2 separate regions of the Homo sapiens genome follow, and region 1 is linked to region 2. A link is a contact called in ENCODE Hi-C or POLR2A ChIA-PET data. All regions are on one chromosome and are shown on one strand. The core of a region is the stretch at or near the end of the contact, and the rest is flanking DNA. Distances in the headings are between cores, read along the strand shown. Region 1 holds the start of GRAMD2A (GRAM domain containing 2A). Region 2 overlaps SENP8 (SUMO peptidase family member, NEDD8 specific).

What was found. A loop is a pair of places that touch in the nucleus more often than their neighbours do. ChIA-PET counts read pairs that join two places held with the same protein, here RNA polymerase II (POLR2A). Pooled maps may share reads with other maps.
Region 1: a loop to region 2 is called in a pooled map, with 2.2 times the contacts of the local background. The contact joins the promoter of GRAMD2A here to the enhancer-like site in region 2. A Hi-C loop is called at or near these places in 2 of 50 pooled maps. POLR2A ChIA-PET finds 5 or more read pairs at or near these places in 6 of 52 experiments (A549, AG04450, MCF 10A and 3 more).

Annotation. Positions count from the first base shown.
Region 1 is chr15:72,194,233-72,200,012 of GRCh38, reverse strand. It overlaps GRAMD2A (GRAM domain containing 2A), which reads left to right and starts at 2,226. Exons shown (of 12, transcript NM_001012642.3): 1 at 2,226-2,282. The coding sequence starts at 2,242. PKM (pyruvate kinase M1/2) reads left to right here. Exons shown (of 11, transcript NM_002654.6): 11 at 257-984. The coding sequence ends at 363. RefSeq lists a silencer at 2,079-2,498 and enhancers at 2,609-2,788, 5,768-5,780.
Region 2 is chr15:72,139,829-72,145,455 of GRCh38, reverse strand. It overlaps SENP8 (SUMO peptidase family member, NEDD8 specific), which reads right to left. Exons shown (of 2, transcript NM_145204.4): 2 at 1,764-5,627. The coding sequence ends at 5,194. Among named protein-coding and RNA genes, the nearest start is that of SENP8, 24 kb to the right of the region's middle. RefSeq lists an enhancer at 3,594-3,683. Within about 2 kb of position 3,920, at least 2 of the 41 ENCODE cell types and tissues checked have a DNase peak (open chromatin) inside an H3K27ac peak, as active enhancers do.

The sequences.
Region 1 (5,780 bases), core at 977-3,476, 56 kb before region 2:
CCCTGGGCAAGGCTTTGCACCCTCTCCAGGATAGTGAATGATGTCCAAAGGTCCCTGCCAACCCTGCCATCTGAGTGATAAGGACATTTCAGGGCCTTCCTCCTGTTTGCCTGGGCTGTGAGTTTGGTGCCACCTTGTGGTGTGAGGAAGTAGTGGTCAGCCAGCCTAGTTCAGTACTCAGGCTATGGGGCAGCTGCCCAGGTGCAAACCTGCCTGGCTTGGCTTTTACTCACCAACCTCCCTTCTCTTCCTCCAGGCAAGGCCCGAGGCTTCTTCAAGAAGGGAGATGTGGTCATTGTGCTGACCGGATGGCGCCCTGGCTCCGGCTTCACCAACACCATGCGTGTTGTTCCTGTGCCGTGATGGACCCCAGAGCCCCTCCTCCAGCCCCTGTCCCACCCCCTTCCCCCAGCCCATCCATTAGGCCAGCAACGCTTGTAGAACTCACTCTGGGCTGTAACGTGGCACTGGTAGGTTGGGACACCAGGGAAGAAGATCAACGCCTCACTGAAACATGGCTGTGTTTGCAGCCTGCTCTAGTGGGACAGCCCAGAGCCTGGCTGCCCATCATGTGGCCCCACCCAATCAAGGGAAGAAGGAGGAATGCTGGACTGGAGGCCCCTGGAGCCAGATGGCAAGAGGGTGACAGCTTCCTTTCCTGTGTGTACTCTGTCCAGTTCCTTTAGAAAAAATGGATGCCCAGAGGACTCCCAACCCTGGCTTGGGGTCAAGAAACAGCCAGCAAGAGTTAGGGGCCTTAGGGCACTGGGCTGTTGTTCCATTGAAGCCGACTCTGGCCCTGGCCCTTACTTGCTTCTCTAGCTCTCTAGGCCTCTCCAGTTTGCACCTGTCCCCACCCTCCACTCAGCTGTCCTGCAGCAAACACTCCACCCTCCACCTTCCATTTTCCCCCACTACTGCAGCACCTCCAGGCCTGTTGCTATAGAGCCTACCTGTATGTCAATAAACAACAGCTGAAGCACCTGTTTCCTCTCTTTTCTGCTGGGGAGGGGGAGGTGGTTGAACCCTGCCCTCTGAGCAGGCTGGGAATGGCTGCAGCCTCGTGCCCCGCAGTGGGAGCTATGGTGGTGTCACCTGCCATCCTGCCCACCTCCTGGTGCAGAGGCGCTGGGAAAGCAGTAGCTTACTATCTTAGGGTTACAGGTTGCCCCCTTCAGTGCTGCGGGGAGACTTTAATGGCTTACGTGAACCGAAGATGGGAAAGAGCAGGGACAAGGCCTCCCTCCCACTCTGGTAGATAAACCCAAATTGCAAAGTGGCCTTGGCCATGGTTCTTCCACTTTGGTCTTCCTGCATTAGCGTATCCCTTATGGGGGCTGTAGGAGGAGTCAGCTCTGGGCGCCTGAGACTGGGTTTGGCTCCCAGGTCCTCAGTTGTGGACCTAGGCTCCCCTTGGGACCCCTCCTGTTTGCTGGTGCCCTCCCACCATGATGCTGTAGTGCCAAAGGGCTGGGGGAGAGAGTTGGGAATGGGACCAAATCTGGCCTGCGCTTTTCCTCTCCCCTGACCACACTCCCAAGGACCAAGTGTCCTGGTGGGGATGGAAGAGGAAAGGGCCTGCAGGCCAGGCAAAAGCTCATTGTCACACTGAGCGCACGTGCCTCTGCTTCCCTGCCTTTGATTTGTGTCCACCTTCAGCCCCTTTGCAGACTCCTCCAAAAGTGTATTTCCTTGGAGAAACTGCAATGTTAACTCCGGCAAAAGTGCGTGGGAGCATCCTGGCTCCCGGGTTCGTGGTGGTGACTTGGCTGTCAGACCATGGTGTTCAATATCCCCTTTGGTGTTCCCCACTGACGGTAAAATTGAAACTTATCCGGAGCTCTATGTTGGGAAGGGTTAGGTTGGAGAGGGGCCGGAATTGGTTCCTGCAGAGGGACCCAAGCCGCAAGACTAGGACGACAGAAGCGTCCAGAGGGGACACAATACCCTCGACGTGAGGGACAGGAGGTGCCGCGCCAGGCCCTGGCCTCCGGGACCTCCCAGTCCGGGGAACCGAGCGCTAGGATCTGCTCAGAGCTTGGAGCCCCACCTGGGGAAGGTGGGGAAGGAGAGAAGCTGGGGAAGCTGGGGAATGAGGGGGAGGAACGGCCAATGGGCTGTGCCCGGCCCGCGCGACCCGCCAATGGGCGGGCGGGCGGGGCGGGCTCTCGACGGGGCGGGCGGGGTCCGGCGGGCGCTGGGTCCCGGCGCGCGGTCGGGGCGCTGGGTGCAGGCGCCGGGATGACCGCTTTAAGCCGGAGCGAGGCCACCGAGGAGGGCGGGTAAGGGGTTGCGGCCCGGGGGCCGGTCTCGGGGGTTCCGGAGGCCGCCGCGAGGGGCTGCTGCCGCGCGGGGCAGGACGGCTCCTGGGGCCGCGGCAACTCGGCGCGTTCTGCCCACGGGGCAGGCACTTCCCGGCCGCCGGAATGCGGGCTCCGGGCCAGAGCTGCACCGCGCGCCCAGGCGTCTCCCGGGGCCCGCGAGGTGTTCGCACTAGGACCGGGTGTCTTGGCTGAGTCTGCTGCGACCTGGGGGATGAGGGACGGTCCCGGCAGCATCGGGGCAAGGAAGGGCACCCTCCTCGGGACGCCCCGCATGGCCCATCTCCGCCTCGCCACTCTGTTCATCCTTTCATTTATTCATTCATCATTCGTTGCCCGCGGTATCGACTCCCAGTCCTAATTGCCCCCGACCCAAAGGTTGGATTTCCCTGCGTCCCCTGGAGGGCCAGACTGTTTCCTCTCGCCGCCGAATCCGTATTGTAGCGGCCCGCGGCTGCGGGGAGGCAGCTCGGAGCTGTCTCAGCACGACGCGGCCTCCCCCGGGCGCCAGGCCCATCCCGGTCGGGCGGGCTGGGGCCGGTCTCCCGGCCTCGAGACCTGGTCCAAAGTCGCCCTGGGAGAAAGGGATAAGGAGGCAGGGCAGACAGGAGCTGGCGCTGCACGTAACATCCAGAATTGTGGTTTCTGCTGCTTGAGGTCTTAGGGTCCTGGGAGTGACATTGTTTGGGGGAACCTGTCAATTCCTGCCCCGGTCCAGGTTCCAAGCCGCACAGCCTAAGGTCGGGTACAGCCTGGCATCCTCGGCCAGCTAGCACTGGGGCAGGTAGGATGAATGTGTGAGCCTTGTGTCCAAATCAGCCCGAGACACACAGGGATGTGGACCCCAGCGGGACTCCCTCTGCCTTATACTCAGAGGGACTGGTGGGGCTCCACCCCGCTGTCGTCTGTGTCTCTGCTCTGCTTGCCGCCCCACTCACTATGCTTGATTGTTTAAAGGTGCCCCTCCTTGCAGGGGCCAGGCTCCTAGGGAACGAGAGAGGGTACCCTCGCAACCTGATGTCTTCACCCCATGTCCACCTGTAGCCGGCTCTAAAGTCTGGCTCCTTTCAGAGCAAAGACTTATGGCCTTGCTGGGAGAGGTAGAATAGAGGGTGTCTATCCCATTCTTCAGTGAGGAGTCAGTATGCCCCTCCTTCTTTTTTCTTTTTTTTTTTTCTGAGACAGTTTCACTCTGTCACCCAGGCTGGAGTGCCGTGGTGGGATCTTGGCTCACTGCAACCTCTGCCTCCCAGGTTCAAGTGATCCTCCTGCCTCAGCCTCCCGAGTAGCTGGGATTACAGGTGCCCACCACCACGCCCAGCTAATTTTTGTATTTTTAGTAGAGATGGGGTTTCACCATGTTGGCCAGGCTGGTCTTGAACTCCTGACCTCAGGTGATCCACCCACCTCAGCCTCCCAAAGTGCTAGCATTACAGGGACTACAGGTGTGAGCCACGTGCCTGGCCCCCTCCATAGTCTTCTGATCAGGCTGGCTGGAGACCATGCTGCAGACACTCTTAGGTTTAAGTTTTAGTTTGACAGGCATTGAGGTAGCCTCAGTGGGCACCTCTGGGACAAATGGGCAGGTCCAGAGGGGAAAGCTGACAGAGGCCCCATCGAGCTTCCAGGAGAGTTTAGGCTGGGGCCAAATAGAAGTTCTCCTTCCCAACTTCCCCTTGGGAGAATTTTCTGAATAGCCTGAAGAGGGTAGCTCAAGCTCCATCTGTGCCTTGATGTTGCTGGCTGCTTTCAAATTTCTTTCTTTTTTTTTGAGACGGAGTTTTGCTCTTGTTACCCAGGCTGGAGTGCAATGGCGTGATCTCGGCTCACTGCAGTCTCCGCCTCCTGGGTTCAAGTGATTCTCCTGCCTCAGCCTCCCGAGTAGGTGGGATTACAGGCATGCGCCACCACACCCGGCTAATTTTGTATTTTTTAGTAGAGACGGGGTTTCTCCATGTTGGTCAGGCTGGTCTCCAACTCTCGACCTCAGGTGAGCTGCTCACCTCAGCCTCTCAAAGTGCTGGGATTACAGGTGTGAGCCACTGCACCTGGCCTCAAATTTCTAAATTTAGCAAGGCCCCAAAGCTTTGGCACAGACCAGAGAGACTTGTATGCTAATTCATCCACCTAGGGTGCTCCCGTGACCCCCTGAGGTTGAGGTCGGCAGTACCCAAGGTGGGTTGCTGCCAGCTGGCCTCTTGGAAGCTCTCCCATGAGCTGCTGCGCTGTTAGTGCCTCCTGGGTGGCTCCACCCCGCCCCTAACCTGCTTAGGTTCGCTCTGGTCCTTGCCTGCCACGGACCATGTTTATCAGCTGGAGGGAAGAGCCTCACTCTGGAATCAGAAGTGAGTTCTAAGCCTCAGGCTGTTCCTGTTTTGCTGCGACTTGGGACAAGTCACTTCCGCTTTCTGGGCCTGCTTTACACCATAAGGTAAGGAGATTGGACTGTAGGTTCCCTAAAGGCCTTCTGCATGCAGTCATCCAGTGATTCTCCTAACTAGACACTTCTAGCAGCTTCAGGGGAAGTTTGTCTACACTCATGCTACAGTATTTTCAGCAAATGTGATTGGACAAGTGGGCCTGTGCCTTATCTTTTGGTGGAGTGAAAAAATTTGGGCCAGTGAAGCCAAATCCTTACAGCAAGCAGCATGCAGCATACCTGGCTCTTTGCTGATTGCAAATAGGCATTTAAAGTATGAATTTGAGCCGGGCGCGGCGGCTCACACCTCTAATCCCAGCACTTTGGGAGGCTGAGACAGGTGGATCCCCTGAGGTCAGGAGTTCAAGACCAGCCTGGCCAACATGGTAAAACCCCATCTCTACTAAAAATACAAAAATGAGTTAGGTGTGGTGGTGTGTGCCTGTAATCCCAGCTACCTGGGAGGTTGAGGCTGGAGAATCTCTGGAACCTGGGAGGCAGAGGCTGTAGTGAGCTGAGATCACGCAACTGCATTCCAGCCCGGGCGACAGAGTGAGACTCTGTCTCAAAATAATAATAATAATAATAAATAATAAAGAAAAAATATGAGTTTGGAATCAGATATCTCCATTACTTCCAGCTAAAGCGTCATCATAGGTATTTCCTAAGTTTTAAGTTCTGGATAAAAACTCCACTGGTGCCTACTATCTCCACCATGAACTCTGTTAAGGAACCTTCACTTTTGTATATGCCTGCTGTTTTCTCTTCATTTCCCTGTCTTCTGCATAAGCATGCCCTCTTGCTAAGTAATTCAAGCATAAGGTCTTGGAATACTAAAATCATAAGCTTAGGAGAAAGAATAAAATAAAACTTATTCCCCGTCCCCCCAAAATCCCTCCAATTTCCTTCCCAGTTTCGGAAGATGTTTCATTTATTTTCAGAATTTCTCCTTTGCTGTGGCTACCCATGGAAAGCCCTTGAAGTCAAGAACGGTGTAGCATTCCACTCTGACATCTGGTGTGAGCCTGAACACCAGAAAA
Region 2 (5,627 bases), core at 2,671-5,170:
CGAGACTCCATCTCAAAAAATAAAATAAAACAAAATAAAATAAAATAAACAGTAAAGGTAGGGGAGATTTTACACACTTAAATGCTGATGGAAAGGAGGCAATAGAGAGAAACTGATGGTGATGATGTGTGTAAATTGTTTGCAGGATATCCCTGTGCAGATGGAGGGTTAGCCTTAGCTCTGAGGTCACTCTGTAATAGAAATAAGTGAAGAAGGTGCCAAAACGGGCAGATATAGGTAGGCTTGTAGACCTGGCGTCAGGGAAGTTGAAGGAGTTCATGTCTGACAGCTTCTATTTTCTCTCTAAAGTAGGAGTGAGGGTGGAGGTGAGCATTGTCCAGGTTTGAGGAATGAAGACTGAGATAGCAGCTGTGAGGAGCTGAAGCAGGAGCTGGCTAGGGAAGCAAAGCCTACTGTAGAAAACCTTGCCTGAGCCTGCATCATGGAGAAAGGGTTTTCTTCTAAATACAAGTTGCTTGGTTTTGGTACACGGAGGACAAAGATCCCGGAAACAGCCTTTGTCTTTTAATGCAAACTGCAGGATGTAAGATTTTTTCCAGAGTAATGATAATTCTTCCCTACTGCTGACACTGAAGACGACTATCACTTCGTTTGACACTCTGAGATGTTAGTTTTTCCCTACATAAGAAAATTTAAGTGTATTCAGAACTTGATTTTTCCGCCAGGCACGGTGGTTCACGCCTCTAATCCCAGCACTTTGGGAGGCTGAGGTGGGCAGATCACTTGAGGCCTGGAGTTCAAGACCAGCCTGGCCAATGTGGAGAAATCCCATCTCTACTGAAAATACAAAAATTAGCTGGGTGTGATGGCGGGCACCTGTAGTCCCAGCTACTCAGGAGGCTGAGGCAGGAGAACTGGTTGAGCCCTGGAGGCGGATGTTGCAGAGAGCCAAGATCACACCACTGAACTCCAGCCTGGGCGACAGAGTGAGACTCCATCTCAAAGTGGAATTTCAGCCTCATATTGGAACTTAGTGACCAATTTTGCCACTATTGTGCAGGGCATCTTTGCTTAGTCCCATTTATTTGATGCAATTCCTTTAAGCCCTCTTTTTTGGAGATTCCCCACGCTGCTGCTCTTGTTCAACTTCCCGTCTTTCATATACATGTAATATTAAAGGTAATTTAACACAGGACATAAAATGTAGGGTTTTTTTTTTTTTTTTTTGAGATGATGGAGTCTCGCTCTGTTGCCCAGGCTGGAGTGCAATGGCACGATCTCAGCTCACTGCAAGCTCCGCCTCCCGGGTTCACGCCATTCTCCTGTCTCAACCTCCCGAGTAGGTGGGACTACAAGGTGCCCACCACCACACCCAGCTAACTTCTTTTTGTATTTTTCGTAGAGACAGGGTTTCACCATGTTAGCCAGGATGGTCTGGATCTCCCGACCTCGTGATCTGCTCGCCTCGGCCTCCCAAAGTGCTGGGACTACAGGCGTGAGCCACTGCGCCCGGCCAATGTAGGGCTTTTAAGGTGCCCTAAACCAGCAGAGCAGTATAAGGAGCTGATCCAGATATGACTTAATATATAAAACCAAGCCAGTTATATAGGTCCTGCTGCCTAGCAGTTAATTCAGATGACAATTTCTCACTATTAGTTTCTGTAACATACCAGCTGAATATATGAAATTTAGAAACTGAGGCTAGACTACATTTAAAATGTTCAAGTGTGAAGTTCTTGCCATTTTCTAGGACAGGGAGAAAGGAATAGGTGGAAAAAGTGTGAGACGAGATGGAGGCCACGTGACTGAGCTTCTGAGTTTATTTATAAAATGAGAATAACAGTACCTGTTGAAACATGAGAACATAAGAATTAATGAGATTATATATTTCTATAGAACCTCAAAAATGTACAAGTTACTTTATATATATGGTAATATATATAATGATGCATATATAATATGCAAGGTACTTGTGTAATATGTGTGCATAAAGTACCCTGCACATTACAGAGTGATAAAAAGGTTAGTTGTTGCTATTCACCATCCTTGAATAAGTTTCTCTTTTGTACATAACAGTAATTATCAGCCATTTTTTACACAGCTGTTTAGCTGCATAGCAATATAAAACTAAGTTTTCAAACTTGTTGTTAGTCTTAAAATGGAACTGAGTAGGACAGAAGGAAAACAAGGTTTATTTTGTAGATGAGACTACTGAATCTGACAGACCCTGGATTTGACATTCATGCTCTAACACCATAGCATGTACATTTCTGTAAATACTTTTTTTTTTTTTTTTGAGATAAGAGTCTCGCTCTGTTGCCTAGGCTGGAGTGCAGTGGCACAATCTCAGCTCACTGCAACCTCCGCCTCCCAGGTTCAAGTGATTCTCCTGCCTCAGCCTGCTGAGTAGCTGGGATTACAGGCGCCCACCTACCATGCCCGGCTAATTTTTGTATTTTTAGTAGAGACGGGGTTTCGCCATGTTGGCCAGGCTGGTCTTGAACTCCTGACCTCAGGTGATCTGCCTGCCTTGGCCTCCCAAAGTCCTGGGATTACAGGCATGAGCCATTGCGCCCGGCCTGCCCCATGTAACTGAGAAATTCTACTTGGTCATTTCAATGGAATGTGTTATTAAAACATACGGTCAATATGCATATTGTAAAATTATAGTATAGTCAAAATAATTAGGTACATATCAGAAACATAATCCACTTTATCTGATCTGGTTAGGACCAGCGCTTGTGAACTTCAACATATACCTTGCCAAATGGTTGAAATATTTGTGTTTTAAACACTATTACATAGGAAACCCACTGATACTTATATTTTCTACAACCATTTATAGCTGGGTTTATATATGGTAACTTTTCTGAATTCCATATTGAGACACGGGTTGGACAAGTGTGACTATACTTACCGGGCAATACAACAGGATATCTGAAAGCAGGTTAGTTCAGTTTGATAATTGCTTAGCCCAGTTTTGAAAAACCTGCCTTCCTTTTGAATATTTTGATTAATTTTGCAGAATAGATCCTTTTGACTCTAAGAGAGAAGGGAACGCAATACCAGCAAAAGATTTTTTCCTATTTTGTGTCATGTAACATGAATGGTATGTGGTCAAGCAGGTGTGTAACTTACCGGGTACTATAGTATCCAGTGAAATACAAGTCAATTCTTAAATTCTCCTGCAATTTATAATGCTAACATTTACAAATGACATACTCAAAATTTCATAGGAGGACACTAATCTGTGGCACAGTCCAATCAGGCTAATGCATTTGGAAAATGCATTTTTTATATATATGTAGATAGATTACATATACATGTCTATACGTGTGTATATATATTTTTCTATATATATTTAAAAGACTAGTGTAGTTTAAAAATTTACTTATAAATTTACTTATAAGATGAATCGTAGGGAGTTAGGAAAGATTGCTTTCATATGCTTTAATTCTCAGATTGAAGATACTCTGATATTTAAATAAACATACTTTGCATTGTCAGAAAGATAACTTTTCCCAGAGAGGATTTGACTTTAATAGTCTAGATTAGCTGCCTAAGTCAACAGTCACTGAAATAACATTGTTTTCTTATCTTTATCTACACTTGTGGCCTATCATCAGTGACCTTTGTCACTTCTCTTGCTGTCCCTCCCTCTGTATTTCACCTCTATGGATGACTGCCAGTTCCTAATCTTTTTCCTAGCCCCATCTTCCATTAGGACTGGTTTTTATCCAAAATGTACCGACTTGAAATGGAAACTTTTTTTGATAGCTTTCTCTTTGACTTTTAGTTTCAGCTCCTGCTCACTCAGGCCTGCTATGTAACCTGTACTTATTTACCCTTACTGTGTTTTCCCTTCTCGGCTAAAAGGAACCAAGTTACTTTCTCTGTGGTCACTGAGTGGTGAGGTTATTTTGGGCCATGAGGGCTGGGGGCAGGGTTAGGCTGGGGAGGTAGCTGAAATAAGTTTCATGGCTGAAGCTCATCTTTGGTTTTCAAGTCTCATAGGCCTTGCAATCTAATTCTCATTAGGAATAGAATTAATTTGTGTACCTAACATGTCATCTGGTTGTTTACTATTTGAAACAACTGAAACACATCAGTGCTTCTGGAGGGATAGTATTTCGTTCTACTCTTGGTTCCACATTTTACAAATTACATTCCCTGCATTTTTAATTAAGTAAAAGGGCTGAGAAAGGTCACTTTTCTTCCTTTATATTTAAAAAACAAACCAACTCTAAGTCTGTTAAGTTTCAGATACAAAAATCATCCTGAAATTACCATGACATAACTAAAAACAATTCTGCCAGAATTAAGGACAGAGAGGAAAACCTATAACTATCAGGAAGAACAAATGTTTATCTGAAACAACAGGTAACCTTGGGAAGGTATCAACTATGAATTTTAGAACCAAAGAACTTTGGATATAAGGAGGAAGTGTGTGCATGGCTAATAGACAAGGCAGAGAAAAGCAGTTATTAATCCAGAGTAGCAAGTCTACCCAATCAGTGAGCAAACTGAGAGGTCCACCAGACATTAATTTTAATGAGGTTACTCAAGATTTCCCCTTTCTTCAAGCATTCCAGGAATCAGATGGAGGAAGATAGGGTAACATCATCTTTATCAAATATTTGCAAACATTATATAGATAGCTGGAAAAGCCTGTGCATGGTGAATGGAAGAGATGTCACATAAAACCGAATAACTGAGTCTCATAATATTTAGGTCTTGAATGAAGTTAGGCCTTGATCTGCTTCCAGCCAGTTGATCTCTTAATTATGTAGGCTGTGCAACAAGTTTTTGGTTCTGTTTTATAGTTTTCTTCTCTGCATTCCTCTAGATTTAATATATTCTTGATTTGTTTTACAGATCACTGCTTTTCCTCCAGAATAAGCCAATGTGGATAAGGGAGACCAAAGGAAATTAATTATATACCAATAAGAAAAGTCTTACGTAAACCCTGTGTGTAATAAATGTTCAAATAAGTTGGTTGTAAGGTTTTGGTGTACAATTTCAAGATATTTTCACAGAACATATTGCTCCCCAGTCAGGGTTAAAGTGAAACGTTCCATGGGGATAATGCAGAGGATGATATTCTTTCAGGAAAAAGAGTATTAAGCTTTCCTCTACTAGGCATCTTCCCTCAGGCACTGAGATTGCAGCCATCCAACAAATGGGGAAGGGCAGAAAGAGGAGCCTTCAAAAGTCGCAAATATACTTCAATAGCTACTTTTTAGCAAGTGTGGTAATGAGATCTTTCCATTCTCCCCTCTTCTTTGTGATGTATGCAGGGGTGAGTAGCTGCAGCAGTGATTCTGTCTGTTGCCTAAAGAAGTTCTGACACAAGGCCTCAGTGTTACATATCACGTACATCCCACAGTCATAGCTGTTTTGTTGGGCAGGGGCTTTCTCTTCCACAAAGGCCAGTTTGTCTCCTTTTCTGCCTAAGAAAGCCTCCAGTTTCTCTGCTACCTGCTTTGCGTGAACTGAGTTGCTCCTGCTATGGGAATCATAATGAAAAAAGCTATTTTTATCTTGGAGGTAGACCAATAAACTCCAGTGGGTTCCTCCAGCTGCCTGGTTGGAGTTATCATTGATGGCTAAAAATACAACTCTCTTGTTGGGGAGGTCCAGTGGTTCAAGGAACATGGCAATCTCTG